Linked DNA regions of Homo sapiens: region 2 is linked to region 1. A link is a loop called in an ENCODE intact Hi-C map of the cell type or tissue named here. Cell type or tissue: chondrocyte. All regions are shown on one strand. Links, peaks and the distances in the headings refer to the core of each region. The heading gives the core; the rest is flanking DNA.

Evidence for each region. A loop is a pair of places that touch in the nucleus more often than their neighbours do. Peaks named below come from ENCODE experiments on the same cell type or tissue, not always from the same donor. Only the 100,000 strongest peaks of a DNase experiment are listed, where the experiment ranks them.
Region 2: it touches region 1 in a loop (4-fold over the local background); 8 of 110 quality-filtered maps call a loop at or near these places.

What each region holds. Positions count from the first base shown.
Region 1 is chr12:50,500,730-50,509,064 of GRCh38, reverse strand. It overlaps DIP2B (disco interacting protein 2 homolog B), which reads right to left and starts at 4,080. Exons shown (of 38, transcript NM_173602.3): 1 at 3,825-4,080. The coding sequence starts at 3,924. RefSeq lists a silencer at 3,668-3,777. In chondrocyte, for the core only: CTCF peaks have their summits at 3,985 and 4,187 (motif pointing left); a DNase peak (open chromatin) is centred at 4,084.
Region 2 is chr12:50,983,801-50,992,135 of GRCh38, reverse strand. It overlaps SLC11A2 (solute carrier family 11 member 2), which reads left to right. Exons shown (of 16, transcript NM_000617.3): 14 at 464-537; 15 at 1,188-1,341; 16 at 3,701-6,144. The coding sequence ends at 3,811. Among named protein-coding and RNA genes, the nearest start is that of HIGD1C, 35 kb to the right of the region's middle. In chondrocyte, for the core only: CTCF peaks have their summits at 4,780, 4,986 and 6,687; no DNase peak of the experiment used is centred there.

The DNA.
Region 1 (8,335 bases), core at 233-8,232:
CATAAGTGATGGATTTGAAAGAGATTTCAGAGAGAGAATCAACACTGTGGTATAGAACTGTTTAGGGCCAGGTGCAGTGGCTTACACCTGTAATCCCAGCACTTCAGGAGGCCAAGGCAGGCAGATCATCTGAGGTCGGGAGATCGAGACCCACCTGACCAACATGGAGAAAACCCGTGTCTACTACAAAATTAGCCAGGCGTGGTGGCGCATGCCTGTAATCCCAGCTACTCAGAAAGGCTGAGGCAGGAGAATCACCTGAACCCGGGAGGCAGAGGTTGCAGTGAGCTGAGATCGCACCATTTCACTCCAGCCTGGGCAACAAGAGAAACTCCATCGCAAAAAAAAAAAAGGTAGCATTTCCTTAGAGAAAAAATTAGTTAACAGCTTGTGCAATGACAGCACAAATATTTAAATCATTCCAATGTCATCGTCACATGACAGCTTAGGATAACGACACTTATTAGGTATGCAGCTTTAGACAAAACAATCTTTCTGAGTACAAGTTTTCCCTTCTGTTAAGCCACAAAAAAGAAAGGGGCGGTGGGTGGTAACAATACCTATTCTATCTAGTGAAGTTTAGTAAAGCTCAAATGACAATGTACAAAAAGATCATTACACAAATATAATGTATTATTGGACAGATTTAAGCAAATTAATTCTCCCCATTAGTGCTACTTTATGTACATACACTTGACTAGACCATATACATAAGTCCAAACAACAGAGCTGTCAAGCATATAATAAAATATGTGGATCATTAAAAATTTCAGTCACAGAAATACTTGCAGAAACCTTCTACCTATTCAACTCGTCTATAGAAAAGCTCATCCTTATGTGGAAATTCAGTTTTTAAATGATTTCCAGGCAGTTTCAGCCTGTTCTTTTTGTGACAGAAGCAGGTTTTAACCAGGAAGCTGCCTGGTGACCTGCCTGAAGCACCAGACACATCACAGGGCTCTGCAACACGCTCTGCAGCAAAGAGCCCAAAGCAGGCACAAACCTGCATTTCAGCACAGAGTTGGCTGATCTATTACCAAAGCCTGCAGCTGAAAATACAGGCAAGCACAAAGAAAATTCTTTAACAGCATACAGCTCAGATTATTGCTATGATTAGGACCAATGACAGGCTGAACCTTAAAAAAAAAAAGAGAGAAAGAAAGAAAAAATGAAAATAGAGAAATGAGTGCACCAATGTCAGCAAGGCATGATAAACACACAGTTAAAAGCATCTTTAGCGGTGGCTCACGCCTGTAATCCTAACACTTTGGGAGGCTGAGGTTGGTGGATCATTTGAGGTCAGGAGTTTAAGATCAGCCTGGCCAACACGGTGAAACCCGGTCTCTACTATAAATACAAAAAAAATTAGCCCGGCAGTAGTGGCGCTTGCCTGTAATCCCAGCTACTGGGGAGGCTGAGGCAGGAGAACTGCTTGACCCTGGGAGGCGGAGGTTGCGGTAAGCTAAAATCGGGCAACAGTGTGAGACTCCATCTCAAAAAAAACAAACGAAAGAAAAGCATCTAAAACAAAAAAAGACAAAGTACTTATGTTAGAGCAGAGTAACTGTAGAGAAAATGCAAAACGAACAAACCTTAGCTCCAAATATGCTACAGGCATCACAAATAACACCATACTACACAGATATGGGGACTTTTGGATTATTTTAACTTCACTTGAATTCCTAATGTCTATCCACTTCTCCAGCCAACCATCCCCTGTACTTTAAGCAAGAAAGATGACCAATATGCTGACACTGCAGGCCCAAGTTTTTCAATTGTATTTTTTCCAGTCATCCATTGCTAAAACAAATGAAATACAAGAAGTGTAGTATATCTATAAGAAACAAATTCAAACCAAGTCAGATGCCAACCAAAATAATCCTTCATTGGAAAGCAAACCATGCACTTGTCCTTAAAATGTTTAAGCCTTGGCATTCACAATTTGTAGAAGTTTCACACCTTTCTGAAGGAGAGAGAGGTGAGCTAATCAGTGTGGGTCCTAGAAATAGTTCCTCAGAATGTTTCTAGACATTCTAGAGATGTCTAGAAACACCCAGAGATGTAAACAACAATCAGCTGGAAGCAGATATACCCAGAATAAGGAGCTTCCAGGATTTCCCTCTCCGTGTGAAAGCAATCAACTCCTATTTTTAATCTCCCTCTGACGCAAGCATCCAGGCAAACCTCTCTCTAATCAAAGCTAGATGATTTGTTACTTTCAAATAGCAGTTTTAAAAGTCAGATTTTAATGCAAGTCAACACAGATTTAATGTCAATGCTTTAGTCTAGGAGAAGAATGAGTTATCTTGAGAGACAGAATTGATGGTAATGCAAAAAGCTCCTCGATTTTCGAAGCGGGGGGAACTTAAGGTATAACTGGGCAGACAAACCCAGAGGATTCCTATCTTCTTAAACACTTCACAGAAACAAACTAATCTAATACCAGTGATTCCCGGGACTGGCCGAAGAATAACTTGAAAATTGGATTAATTGAAAAATAACATGTTGATAGTTAAGTACAGGTAAAAACAGCACTTTCCTACACATTGGGTTATTAAAAGGGTTATTAAAAATAATTATTTCCTTCAGTGCCCAACAGGATTTATAACATTCAACTCTATTTTTGGTTTTTCATTGTAAAGGATTCTCAGAGGGGAGGGAACCATAATGCCTTAATAAGTAAACAATAAGTAATGTTTAATAAGCTCCTGGGAGTTGGTCACATTCTTCTTTTCCAATCAAGAGTTTTTGATCCACTTGAAAAATGCTAGTGAAGAGGGCCTTCCACAAGGAACTCAGTAAGAATATGCAACTCTGGAGACACAATCAAAGTACTGGTATCAAGCTTGGAGAAAATGCTGCTTTTGTCTCAGGGGCAGCCAGTGATAAAAACAGGAACTTTACACAGAACTGATCACAACTGCCCCAGAAGCCTGATCACATGCCCACAACGGAGCACTGTGTTTCTCTCATTGTTGTACAAGGAGTTCTCTAATAACAGTGGCTTGATTTATCCCATTTTTTTTTTTTAATTCTGAAAATAAATCGAACCCTCCCTGTCCCAATCCATTGTCAAAAGAAAGAATGCCAGCCAGGATTTGCAAGTAAACGGTAGCCTCCTCTCCTTCCTTCATCAAAGACTCCAAAAGGTGACCAGATGCGGAAAATTCGGCCCGAATAACAGGCACCAGGAAAAAAAAAAACTTCTTATGACAAAGGTGGTCTAAAAGCAGCACCGTGTGTCTCTCTGGGTTAATGCCATTGCTTCTTATCTTCCTAGGACCCTAAATGGCTCACCCGCTTGTGTCTCACTCCTGTCACTGGGGAGGCATCGCGCATTGTTAAAGGAAAGAGAAGAAATGATGCTGCGGATTTCCCATGTGTCTCTTTTTGAAAGGGGGAAGGGGGGGCTGGAACAAGGCGTGGAGCCCTCCACGAAAAGGGGAGAGGAAAGGAGAAAGCTGTCAGCCACCCTCCTCGCAGCCCTACCCCTCACCCCACCTGGGCCAGACGCCTGGGCAGAAGCGGGAGGGCGCAGCTTTGTCTCGGGTTTTGGGGGGCAGGAAGCGCAGAAGCAGTGTGGGCCCGGGAGGACCTTTCCACAAGCCCTTACTTAGTCCCCTCCATGGGAAAACAATGAAAGCCACAGGAAACCACTTAATGGGGTGGGAGAGGAGGGAAAACGGTCGTGGAGCGCCAGGCCAGGTTCTCTACACCCTCGTCCCCCTCGCCGCACGGCCGCCAGAGCGCGCGGCGGGGACCTGTCTCCCAAGTCGCCGCGATCCGCAGGGCCCCGGGCGCCCTCTCCCCGGCCCGGCTCCTACCCTCCGAGAGCTCCAGCTCCAGCTCCGCCAGCTGCGCCCGCACTTCAGGCGGCAGCGCCGCCACCGCGGCCGGCGACGGCTCCAGGCCTCGTTCCGCCATCCCAGCTCCGCCAGCCACACTCCGGAAGACAAGAGAGGGGGCCGAAGGAGGGACGGACAGACACGGGCCCACACCCGGCTACAGGATCCGGCTCCGGCCGCCGAGCACCACCAGCACCGCCGCCGCCGCCGCCGCCGCCATGAGCAAAGGTCACGTGAGCGCGACGGCCCCCGCCCCCCGGCCAGGAGGACGCACCGCCTCTCCAGCCCAGTCAGGCTGAAGACGCATATGCTTACGGCGCCCTCTACTGGGAAGCTACCAGAACGACGGGCCCAAGCCCACCACTCGAATTTCCCTGCGCGAAATGGGCTCATGGTATGGACTGTCGGCTTTACCACAGTAGTGTGGACACATAGCATTTACCTTTCACTCTCGAGCAAGTTTTTAGGGGTCCCAGGCCTTACTTTTTCCAATACTAGACTTAGCAATGTATGTCTATCGTGTCCTTTACTCCATTTTCCCTGATTAATACCTGCCCATTTATAAAAACCTAATCACAGGCCACCTCCTTCGCTGTGGCTCCTGGTCCTATCTGCCAGGAGCTCTGTTTCCGTTTCAGTTTTAGCTTTTAAAAAGACAGGCGCGGTGGCTCTCGCCTGTAATCCTAGCACTTTGGGAGGCTGAGGCTGGTGGATCACCTGAGGTTAAGAGTACCAGGCTAGCCGACCGGGCGCGGTGGCTCACGCCTGTAATCCCAGCACTTTGGGAGGCCGAGACGGGTGGATCACGAAGTCAGGAGATCGAGACCATCCTGGCTGACACGGTGAAACCCCGTCTCTACTAAAAGTACAAAAAATTAGCCGGGCGTGGTGGCGGGCGCCTGTAGTCCCAGCTACTCGGGAGGCTGAGGCAGGAGAATGGCGTGAACCCGGGAGGCGGAGCTTGCAGTGAGCCAAGATCACGCCACTGCACTCCAGCCTGAGCGTGAGCGCGAGACTCCGACTCAAAAAAAAAAAAAAAAGAGTACTAGGCCAGCCTGGCCAACATGGTGAAACCCCGTCTCCAATAAAAATACAAAAATTAGCCGGGCGTGGTGGCGGATGCCTGTACTCCTAGCTACTCAAGAGGCTGAGGCAGGAGAATCACTTGAACCCAGGAGGCAGAGGTTACAGTAAGCTGAGATCGCGTCATTGCACTCCAGCCCGGGCAAGAGAGCAAACACTCCGTCTAAAGAAAAGAAAAAGACAATAGAGAGCAGGTCCACTTCTTTCTTTCTATACTTCTAACTACTTACAAGGAGGGAACTTACTTTAACTCATCCTCCTCACTCTGTGGCCTAATAGGTGTTCCAAAAACATTAATTTTAATTTAATATGAAGAGGGTCCAAGGCTAGGTGCAGTGGCTCACACCTATGATCCCAGCACTTTGGGAGGCCAAGGTGGGCGGATCACCTGAGGTCAAGAGTTCGAGACCAGCCTGGCCAACATGGCGAAACCCCGTCTCTACTAAAAACACAAAAATTAGCCGGGAGTAGTGGCACATGCCTGTAATCCCAGCTACCTGGGGGAGCTGAGGTAGGAACGTCGCTTGAACCCGGGAGGCCAAGGTTACAGTGAGCTGAGAACATGGCGGCTGCGCTCCAGCCTGGGCAACGCAGTGAAACTGTTTCAAAAAAAAAAAAAAAAGTCAAGGCCGGGCGTGGTCGCTCACATCTGTAATCCCAGCACTTTGGGAGGCCGAGGCAGGCAGATCACCTGAGGTCAGGAGTTGGAGATCAGCCTGACCAGTATGGTGAAACCCCGCGTCTACTAAAAATACAAAAATTAGCTGGGCATGGTGGCATGTGCCTGTAATCCCAGCTACTCGGGAGGCTGAGACAGGAGAATCGCTTGAACCCGGGAAGTGGAGGTTGCGGTAAGCCCAGATTGCACCACTGCATTCCAGCCTGGGCAACAAGAGCGAAACTCCGTCTCAAAAAAAAAAAAAAAAAAAAAGGAAAAACTGGATGAAGCATACACAGGAATTATCTGTACTATCTTTGCAACTTTTCAGTAAATTTAAAACCATTCTAAAGTAAAACATTTATTTAAAATTATAGAAGCTTAGAACAAACTTGAGAGATCCTCCTACCTCAGCCTCTCAAAGTGCTGGGATTACAGGCATAAGCCACCTCATCCAGCCTTTACTGCATTCTTCCACCAAATTATTCTACCTTTTTGCTAGATTATTCCTTATATTCTCTTTATTTCTAATTGTTTATTCTTTACCTTAATCTTTTTGTCTAGATATTATTGTTGTACCAGCCTTTTTAATTACTACTTGCTGACTTTTTTTAGTCTTTTATTTTCAACTTTTGTCTGTGACTCTGGTTGTAACAAATTAATTAAATCCATTTAAGTTCATTTAATATAATTACTGATATATTAGGACTTATTTCTTCATTCTTGTTAAATGTTTTCTGTTTATCAATCTCTGTCTTTGCTTTCTTCCCCCCCTTTTTCTCCTATTGTTGAATTAGTAAAGTGTTAGATAGTACTTCTTTGTTCTTCTGGTTTGGAAGGTACAGATTATACTGCTATTCTTTCTGTGACTATTTTAAAAGTTTAACATTAAATTTTTCTCCGAGGCCAGGTGTGGTGGCTCATGCTTTTGGAGAAAAACTTTTAAAAATTAACAAACAAAAATATACTATGTTTATACTGTGTCACCGTTTTTTTTTTTTTTAGACAGAGTCTCGCTCTGTCACCCAGGCTAGAGTGCAGTGGCGCAATTTCAGCTTACTACAACCTCTGCCTCCCGGGTTCAAGCGGTTTTCCTGCCTCAGCCTCCCAAGTAGCTGTGATTACAGGCACCGGCCACCATGCCCGGCTAATTTTTGTATTTTTAGTATTTTTAGTAGAAATGTGGTTTCACCATGTTGGCCAGGCTGGTCTCGAACTCCTGACCTCAAGTGATCCACTGGCCTCAGCCTCCCAAACTTCTGGGATTACAGGCGTGAGCCACCGCACCAGCACCTTTACCAGTGCTGTTTATTTCTTCGTGTGAACTCAGGCTATTGTCTAATAATCTTTCATTTCAGGCTGAATGGCTCACATTGCGGGGCAAGTGACAAATTCAGTTGTTGTTTATCTAGGAATGTCTGCATTCTCCATCATTTTTCTTTTTTTCTTTTTTTTTCTTTTTTTTTTTTTTTTTTTTTTTTGAGACGGGGTCTTGCCCTGTCACTCAGGCTGGGGTGCAGTGGCACCATGTTGGCTTGCTGCAACTTCAATCTCCTGGGCTTAAGTAATCCTCCCACCTCAGCCTCCCAAGTATCTGGGATTATAAATTCATGCCTCTACACTCGGCTGATTTTTTACTTTTTTGTAGACATGAGGTCTCACTGTGTTGCCCAGGCTGGTCTCAAACTCGGGCTCAAGTGATCCTCTCCTCGGCCTCTCAAAGTGCTGAGATTACAGGCATGAGCCACCACACCTGGCCTCTCCTTCATTTTTGAGGTATAGTTTTGTGGATATGGAATTGTTGGTTGACAATTTTTTTTAGCATTTTGAATGTCTTTCCACTGCCTTCTGGGCTCCATGGTTTCTTTTTTATTATTATTATTTTTGAGATGGAGTTTCGCTCCTGTTGCCCAGGCTAGAGTGCAATGGCAAGATCTCGGCTCACTGCAACCTCTGCCTCCCAGGTTCAAGTAATTCTCCTGCCTCAGCCTCCCGAGTAGCTGGGATTACAGGCATGCCCCACCACGCCTGGCTAATATTGTATTTTTAGTAGAGATGGGTTTTCTCCATGTTGGTCAGGCTGGTCTCAAACTCCCAACCTCAGGTGATACACCAACCTCGGCCTCCCAAAGTGCTGGGATTATAGGCGTGAGCCACCATGCCCAGCTGGGCTCCATGGTTTCTGATGAGAAGTCAGTTATTAATTTTGCTGAGGATCCCTTATACATGATGAGTTGCCTTTTTTTTTTTTTTTTTTTTGCTGTATTCAATGTTCTCTCTTTGTTTTTGTCTTTTGGCAGTTTGACCATAATGTGCCTAGGTGTGGATCTCTTTGAGTTTATTCTTCTTGGAGTTAACTGACCTTGAATGTGCACATTAATATTCTTTATCAAATTTGAGAAGTTTTCAGGGATTATTTCTTCAAATAAGCATTTTTTTTCCTTTAGAGACAGAGTCTCACTGTCAGCCAGTCTTCAGTGCAGTGGCACAATCATAGCTCACTGCAGCCTCAACCTCCCGGACTCAAGCCTGACTAATGTTTTTACTTTTTGTGGGGACAGGGGTCTCCCTATGTTGCCCAAGCTGTTCTCAAACTCTTGGGCTTAAGCAATCCTCCCACCTTGGCCTCTCAAGGTGCTAGGATTACAAATATGAACCACTCTGCCCAGCCTCTAAACACTGTTTTAAATACAAAGAAATAGTTCTTGTTTCTGCATGTCATAGCTTTGTAAGTTTACCTTTTTCTATT
Region 2 (8,335 bases), core at 310-8,309, 480 kb before region 1:
GCCCTTGGGTACCAAGCCTAGCTGAGTGCTGGGGGGATATTGAGAGGAAGACAGAGGCATGGTTGTGGTCTGCAGTAAATGTATATGAAATCCTTGGCATCTAAAAGGATTTTAGAAATGGTTGGTTTTTTAAACCTGTTGAATGGGAACTATGAACTTTACTTACATATGGGACACAAAATTGTAGTTCATTAATGCAAGCAAACATTAAATGAACATATAGGACACTGTGCTAGGTCCTGTGGAGGTTAAGAAGACAAGTCACATACAAAGGTTTGTATGCTAGGTTAATGACAGCTCTGCAGAATTCAGCATAATGCCCAAGCATGTTGGGATGATAGGAATAATTATTTCTCATGGAGTAGTTGAGGCAGCATTTATGTTTCCCTTTCATTAATTGTGCTGTTCTCTAGGGTGATACAAGGACCCATAGTAATCCCATCTGATCTTCTTTCTTTTCCAGCTTCCCTTTGCTCTCATACCCATCCTCACATTTACGAGCTTGCGGCCAGTAATGAGTGACTTTGCCAATGGACTGTGAGTGTACTCCTCTTCGTTCCCAAAGGGGATGCTGATATGGGGAAAGGGTATCTTCATGCAGTAGGCCAGTCAGACGTGAGACACAGAGGGAAGCGATATGCTTTGAGAGGTGATTGCTAGCTGCTTCCTCTTTGGCTTAGAGAATGGAAACTGTGAATATAGTAAAGGAAGAGAAAGCACGTCTTTCATATGAAGGGGAGAGAAAGTTCAGCTTTTACAGCATAACTCTTCAGCTTCAGCCACTGAAGTTTGAGGCACCTTAATTCTTTGTTAAATGATCTTAACAAAAAAGGCATAAGTTAGTACCTTTTATATATATCTTTAAAGGATATGAGGTATCTGAAGTGACTTGTTGCATTTTTGGGAACGTTAATAAAATGGCTCATTGCGTTTCTAGGCCTTGTTGCATCTCTAGGGACTTAAATATTAGGGATTATTTGTTGGTGTCTTTTCCCCCCTCTTTCTCCCTGTCTACCAGTATCTAACTTTGGGTGATTTAACTTAGACTTATGAAGAATCATTTTTTTTCAAATTAAGAACAATTTTTCCATTCATTTTGAACTGCCTCTAATTCCCATCCTGTTTCCTTTTCTGTCTGTGGCCAAGTTGGATTATTCCATCAGTGACTGTGCTGATTTCTTTTACAGAGGCTGGCGGATTGCAGGAGGAATCTTGGTCCTTATCATCTGTTCCATCAATATGTACTTTGTAGTGGTTTATGTCCGGGACCTAGGGCATGTGGCATTATATGTGGTGGCTGCTGTGGTCAGCGTGGCTTATCTGGGCTTTGTGTTCTACTTGGTAAGTCTAGCCTGGAAGAGCAGGGGCATAGGTATCAGGGATGGTTGAGGTGGGGTTCACTGACATTCAGAAATGAACAGACCCAGGCTGGGCACAGTGGCTCATGCCTATAATCCCAGTACTTTGGGAGGCTGAGGCGGGAGGATTGCTTGAATCCAGGAGTTAGAGACCAATCTGGGCAACATAGTAAGACTCCATCTCTACAAAAAAAGAGAAATGAACAGACCCAAAAGAGCACATAACAATCTACCTCCAGGTGATCGAGACAATGTATATGGAATTGTCAAATCAGCTGTTTACAAAATAATATTTCTAACCATAAAATTCACTTTGGTTACTAAGATTTGTCATTTTTCAATTTCTGTCACTTCTGTAGTTTCCATTCTTAGTAATTCCTAACAAGAGAGTATAGTATGTTTGAGGAACTAAAAGAAGGGTAGCAGTACAGAGAGTGGAGAACGGTACAAAACAGAGGTGGAGAATAGGGCATGCAGTGTGATTTAGAGATTCGGGGTGGGACACATGTGGCACACAGCCCCACTCAGCTCCATCACTTACTAGCTGTCCAAGGAAATAATTAAATAGTGATAGTCTCCCCTTGACTCTCTCATTCTAGAGTCATTTTTTAAAAATCATGGTTATAAAACTATAGCTACATGAAAAAGGTATGTAAAATTTATATTTCAATTATAAAAAATTTTTTAAGAAGTCTAGAATTATATAAAAATGGCAATATAGTTGTTGTAGGAAGCTAGGATTATAGATATATTCTTCTCTATTTTCCAAATCTTCTTTAGCATTGCTTATATTAATGAAAAACAGCCAAAATAACAACAGATCCATTTCCCTGTTCTATACAGGTTTCTTTGAAAAGACACAGGGGTTAGGGATAAGGAATAGTAGAATTTATACCATTTTTGCTGCAGAGAATGGCTACAGATGGAGGCTGGAAACCTGCTGTTAATCTCTAGAACACTTCCCCACACCAGTGTGCCACACATTAGATACTTTATTAAGAAAATCACTTCAGTAAATGTTGAAAAATTATTTCCTAGATCTCTTCTTTTTTTCTTCCCAATAAACTTTGTGCACACAAAGACTGTACTGACCCTATGATCTAGGAACTTAACTTCAAGGAAAACCAAGTAACTGAATGTGTCCTTGACAGGAATTGTTTTTAAAAATTCACTATAGAAGTTAGGGGGATCCTTTCAGAATGCAAATTGGATATGAAGATGCCAGTTTGTCCTCAGTCAGCCTAAGGCTAATGAGCTTGTTGAAGACCCATTATTATTATTATTTTTGAGACAGAGTTTTTCTCTATCGCCCAAGCTAGGGTATAGTGGCATGATCTTAGCTCACTGCAACCTCTGCCTCCTGGGTTCAAGTGATTCGCCTGCCTTAGCCTCCTGAGTAGTTGGGACTACAGCCATGTGCTAACCATGCCTGGCTAATTTTTGTATTTTTAGTAGAGATGGGGTTTTGCCATGTTGGCCAGGCTGGTCTCAAACTCTTGACCTCAGGTGATCCACCTGCCTCAGCCTCCTGAAGTGTTGGGATTACAGGCATGAGCCACCGTGTCTGGCTTGAAGACCCATTTTGAGAGGAGAGGGCTGATTCTAGAGTGGGTTACTGTTGTTTAACTTCAAAACAGGAACTTCATAGAGCAGCTTAGGAGACTACACCAATTGTATTAGTCTGTTAGTCATTCTTATCATGGGGAGGACTGAGGAAAAGTGGACTTCCGAGAACTTACAGTTGGGTAAAAGAAACAAACAACAGGCTGGACGAGGTGGCTCACGCTTGTAATTTCAGTGCTTTGGGAGGCCGAGCCAGGAGGATTGCTTGAGGTTAGGAGTTTCAGACCAGCTTGAGAAATATAGCAAGACACCTTGTCTCTACAAAAAAAAATAAATTAGCTGGGCATGGTGGTGTGCGTCTGTAATCCTGGCAACTCAGGAGGCTGAGGAGAGAGGATTGCTTGAGCCCAGGAATTCGAGGCTTCAGTGAGCTATGATTGCACCACTATACTCCAGCCTGAGCAATAGAGGGAGACCTTGTCTCTAAAATGTAAAATAATAATAAAGATTTTAAAAAAAAGGAAAACCACAGACACAAAGCAGTAAGAACAGAGAAATTCAATATTTAAAATAGTATGGACAAACTTTGTTGAGGAAGGCAGCTGATTTTTTGAAGGGGGAGTGGGGTTGAGAGAATGACTTGTGCAACCCTTGGTGGTAGAAGATGGGCACAGCTGGATGTTCAAGGAAGGGAGCAGGTTTGCATTTGAGAAGTGCTGTGTGAGCAGTCATGGCTCTTCAAAGAGCCTGGTGAGTGATGACCATATTTTGTCTTTCAGGGTTGGCAATGTTTGATTGCACTGGGCATGTCCTTCCTGGACTGTGGGCATACGGTAAGCATCTCTAAAGGCCTGCTGACAGAAGAAGCCACCCGTGGCTACGTTAAATAACACTGGATTAGTCTGTCTTCTGCAGGTAGCCATCAGAGCCAGTGTGTTTCTATGGTTTACTGTGTGAACATAGCCAAAAGTATGTGCCGTTGCACAGACTGTGTTTATGACTCAACCGTTGGTTGGAAAAGACTTTGTTTCATGTGTATTTGAAAGATGGAATTATTTTTTCCTTCCTGACCTAACCTTAGAACTGGATTAGGGTGGGATCTTTGAAAAGCTGACATTTGCTGCTATCATTCCAACACTAAATTCTTAAGTAGTTGCCCAAGGGCCAGCTCAGTTTATCCTTCGGAGAGACAAGGATATGCATGATTCTTAACCAGGCTATATGTTAAAAAAAAATTGGAAAATGCAATACATTTTTTATTATACAAACTACAGAATGAGTATGCAAGTTTTATTTATCAAAATGTAATGGATTTTTAAAGGCTGAGAAATTTTCCTTATACCTACCTTTTCAGTTATTTTAATTATACCAAATTATCAACTAGAATAGCTTCATCCATATGAAATATAAAATGAAGAGACACCTAGCTCTATCAGGCTTAGGATTCTTTGAACTTATTTCCACTTTAATTTCTCAGTGGAAGTTAAGAGGGGTGAGAAAACAAAGAAGGGGAAAAACTGACAACTAACAAAACCAGCACCACATCGCTAGGTGGTGCTTACTAATTACCTTCTCAGGATTTTCCTCAGATTGAAAAGCTTATGAGGATTTCTTGGGAGTCTTAATAACCTGCCTGTTAGTACAGAGCTTTCCTGATGATATTTACTCTTGAGCACATGTGGTTGTAAAACCTTAACTTTCTTTCTCCAGGAGGGTGGTGATAGAAACAGATGGTAGTATTTATGAACTGATGTTCTCGTGAAATGTTGAGGGTGGGGAGAAAAGACTTTAAGGGAGGAGAGCCATCTATTTTGTTCCTAAAGCCACCTCTCAGCAGAATCGTCATGTTTTTCTGATGCACCGCTCTGCTTCATGCCCAAGATGACTTGCGAGGCAATCTCAGGAGCTGTGGACTTAACCGTTGCAAAGCACACTGTCTTTCTCAGCGTTCTCTGCAAGTCAGTAGGTGTTAGTATGGTTGCAAAGTTCACTGTCTCAGCAAAGTTGAACTGGGCTACCTCTCTACAGCTGTTTCCTCAGAGGGAAAAATCTTGAGACCAGATGGTGGAGCTCTGGAGTCAGAGGAAATGGGTGTCTTCAGCACAAAGCTGCTGCTTTTACTTCAGCCACTTCTGACATTTTTACATACCGAGCCTGAGATTGTGTGATTATCTCAAATCAAATCACTTTGATGGAGATAAATAATCAAAACTGTTTTATAGTCATTGATTTGGTGAGAACAGTAATGGAAAATGGTGTTGAAGGACTTCTCATTTTTGGAGCTTTCCTTCCAGAGTCCTGGCTGATTGGTGTTCGCTGTTCATCTGAGCCCCCAAAAGCATTATTACTGATACTTGCACACAGTCAAAAGCGCAGACTGGATGGATGGTCTTTTATAAGGCATTTAAGGGTACACTACTGTGTTTCACTGACCATACATTTTTCTTAGCCCCTCAAGTAATATAGCACAGAGTTATGAATGACAATTCCCCTAACCATTCCTCTTCATATCTGCCTCTTCCCCTTACCATCGTAATTCTCCAAACTGGTCATAAAGGCACTCTGTGAAGATATTGGGGACTGACATCTTAAGCTCTCACCTGGCTGCAGTAGGAAAGGCCAAACTGACGACAAAAAAAAAATTCTTTATAAAGATGATATGGTAACATGTATCTTTGCCCTGGGTCTGGGTGGGTCCAGTCAGTCTCAGATTTACAAGCATTTAGGAGCCTAGGTAAAAGCTGCTAGTATTCTTTTAAAAGTTATATTTATGACTTGCAATGATAGAAAACTCCTTCCAATTAAATGGCATTTTATAATATTATGTGTGTACTTCACAGTGTTAAAAATACCCTCATACGTTATTGCATTTGATCTTCACAGAAAGTGCATTTTAACCAGTACTCTGGGTGCAATAAATAATATGTAGAAATTTAAGTCCTCCAATTCCAGCATATCCAGTGAGTTTTGACAGTGTGTTTATGTGGAATGTTTAAGGATATACAATTGTACTTTATATAAATTGGTTCTTGTTCTTCTTAAATGTGACATGAAATAATTGTGCTGCTACATTATACTGGAAATTAACAGGGGAAAAGGGAAGAGCTCTTGGCTCCCTTGAGGTTCTGCTAGTGGTGTTAGGAGTGGTTACAACTGAGCTTTTAGTAACCATTTAACCGTATGTAAACTTGGTTTCTAATTAAAAAAAAATTTCTTTTTCCAATTTGGTTTCCTGGGTATTTTTTTAACCTTGAAATAATTTATTAATAGGGTTACAACAACTTTGATACAAAAAATACTGAAACAGCAACTACCACCTGGAATGGCACACTAAGTCCACACTGTTAGGATTTTCTCCTTAGAAAGGATAGAGAAATAAATGGATTTAGTCCTCAGAAAGCTTGGATTAATTGCAGATACCAGGATATTAATTTCCATTTACCCACTTAGTCAAATAGTTTTACCATAGCTAAAGGTCACATCATTACCATGTTGAAACTTGGGAAAAAAATTTTATTCTGCTTTTCTCTAAGCTGACTATTTTCTACCTGTAGCTTATTTCACTGTTTCACTTTTACATTCTATATGTGCTGCCAATGAAAAATTAGTATTTGAAGAGAAACCAAACTCATTTAGCTTAAAGACCAAGGAGCATTTTGGCAGACCTGATATAAATGGAAATATTGACACCATTTATTAAAAACAAAGGCAGAGCTCAGGCACAGTGAACTTTACTAGGCACATGACAGGAAAACTTGAGTCAGCACTTGATTTGTCCCAGGAGTGTCACCAGAACTTCATTTTCCCTTTCTCTGTTGCAAGGCTTCCCTGTGAGTAACACAGTGGAATTCATCTAGGAAGAATTTTGTTCTCCATGTTGTCCTTCCTCATTTAGTGCTCTCTCTTTACTTTGGATTTAATTTCAGAACTAAAATAGGATTCAAAACAATGTGAGGATCCTGTTTTGAAACATTTCCTTTAGCTCTGCCCTCTGGAATACCTTCTGCTCCTTCATTGGTAGGACCAATGAATCTAAATCTGTCAGCTTCTCTAAGTCCCTTAGCTTATGAATTTAAAAATGGCTAACTCAGTACTGTGTTCTAAGGCCTGGCCTGAACAGTTGTATTATCTCATTTAATCCTTGTAACAACAAGAGGATCAGCCTCTATGTAGATGAGTCAACTGGAAGGCCAAAAGTAACTTGCCCACATTTACATTACTAATGAAATGTGCAGTTGGCATTTGAACTCGCATAGCTTAACTCCAGAACCCATGTTTTCATTCCCAAACTATCCTGTGTAATATATAGTATACCCTTCATGTTGGGTTGTCACCAAGCTTTGTTGTTTAGCAGCACAAGGAACATAACACACTGAAGCATTTGTTTCATACTCTGATTAGTGCTAGAATATGCATTAGGCAGAAGTTGCCAACTGGTAGATTTTGGTCCCTGTGCAGAATTTTTAAAAGTAAGTTTGAATGCTTTTGGCAAGTGTAGAGAATGGACAGGGCCCTCTATGGTCCTATCCCAGCAATAGCCAAGAGTTACTAGTTAATAAGTTCACTCATTTGCATTAGCTCTCTGCCCCCGGAAGTATTTTAGCCTATTTCCAGGCCATTTAGTCTCATTTCTCAATGTCTCAGAACAATATAACAAACATCTCCAATGAAAGTGGTCTATCAACTAAGTCATCTAAGTGACACTCTGTGGGCATCACAGGACCAATACTGCAACCCTTGCTTACTACGTATTGAAGAAGTCTACCACCATTGCTCACTTGGGAAAGGCTTCAATGAATTGTCAATATATTTAATTGCTGTTATTTACTTAAGCCTAAATTAAGCAAGCTGATGTCTGAAGAGCTGTTTCCATGTCCTAAAGCCAGTGTAATACAGTGTTTTCCTAGCCCACTAGTTGGAAATAGTTTTATCCTGGGCATCATTTGGTCTAATCTGTCTTCACACAGTCATCACTGCAAGCCTGTGAGGTTATACACTGCAGTTTGTAATGTGTTAAATATATGTGTCGAAGACTCACATGAGATAGTATATTGGTGTACTTGGCATTTTCTTTTTTTTTTTTTCTGAGATGGAGTCGAGCTTTGTCACCCAGGCTGGAGTGCAGTGCTATGATCTCGGCTCACTGCCACCTCTGCCTCCCAGGTTCAAGCAATTCTCCTGCCTCAGCCTCCCGAGTAGCTGGGATTACAGGTGCCCACCACCATGCCTGGATAATTTTTTTTTTTTAAGATGGAGTCTCACTCTGTTGCCCAGGCTGGAGTGCAGTGGTGCGATCTCAGCTCACTGCAACCTTCCCTTCCCAGGTTCAAGCAATTCTCCTGCCTCTGCCTCCCAAGTAACTGGGACTACAGGCACACACCACTAAGGCCAGCTAATTTTTGTATTTTTAGAGA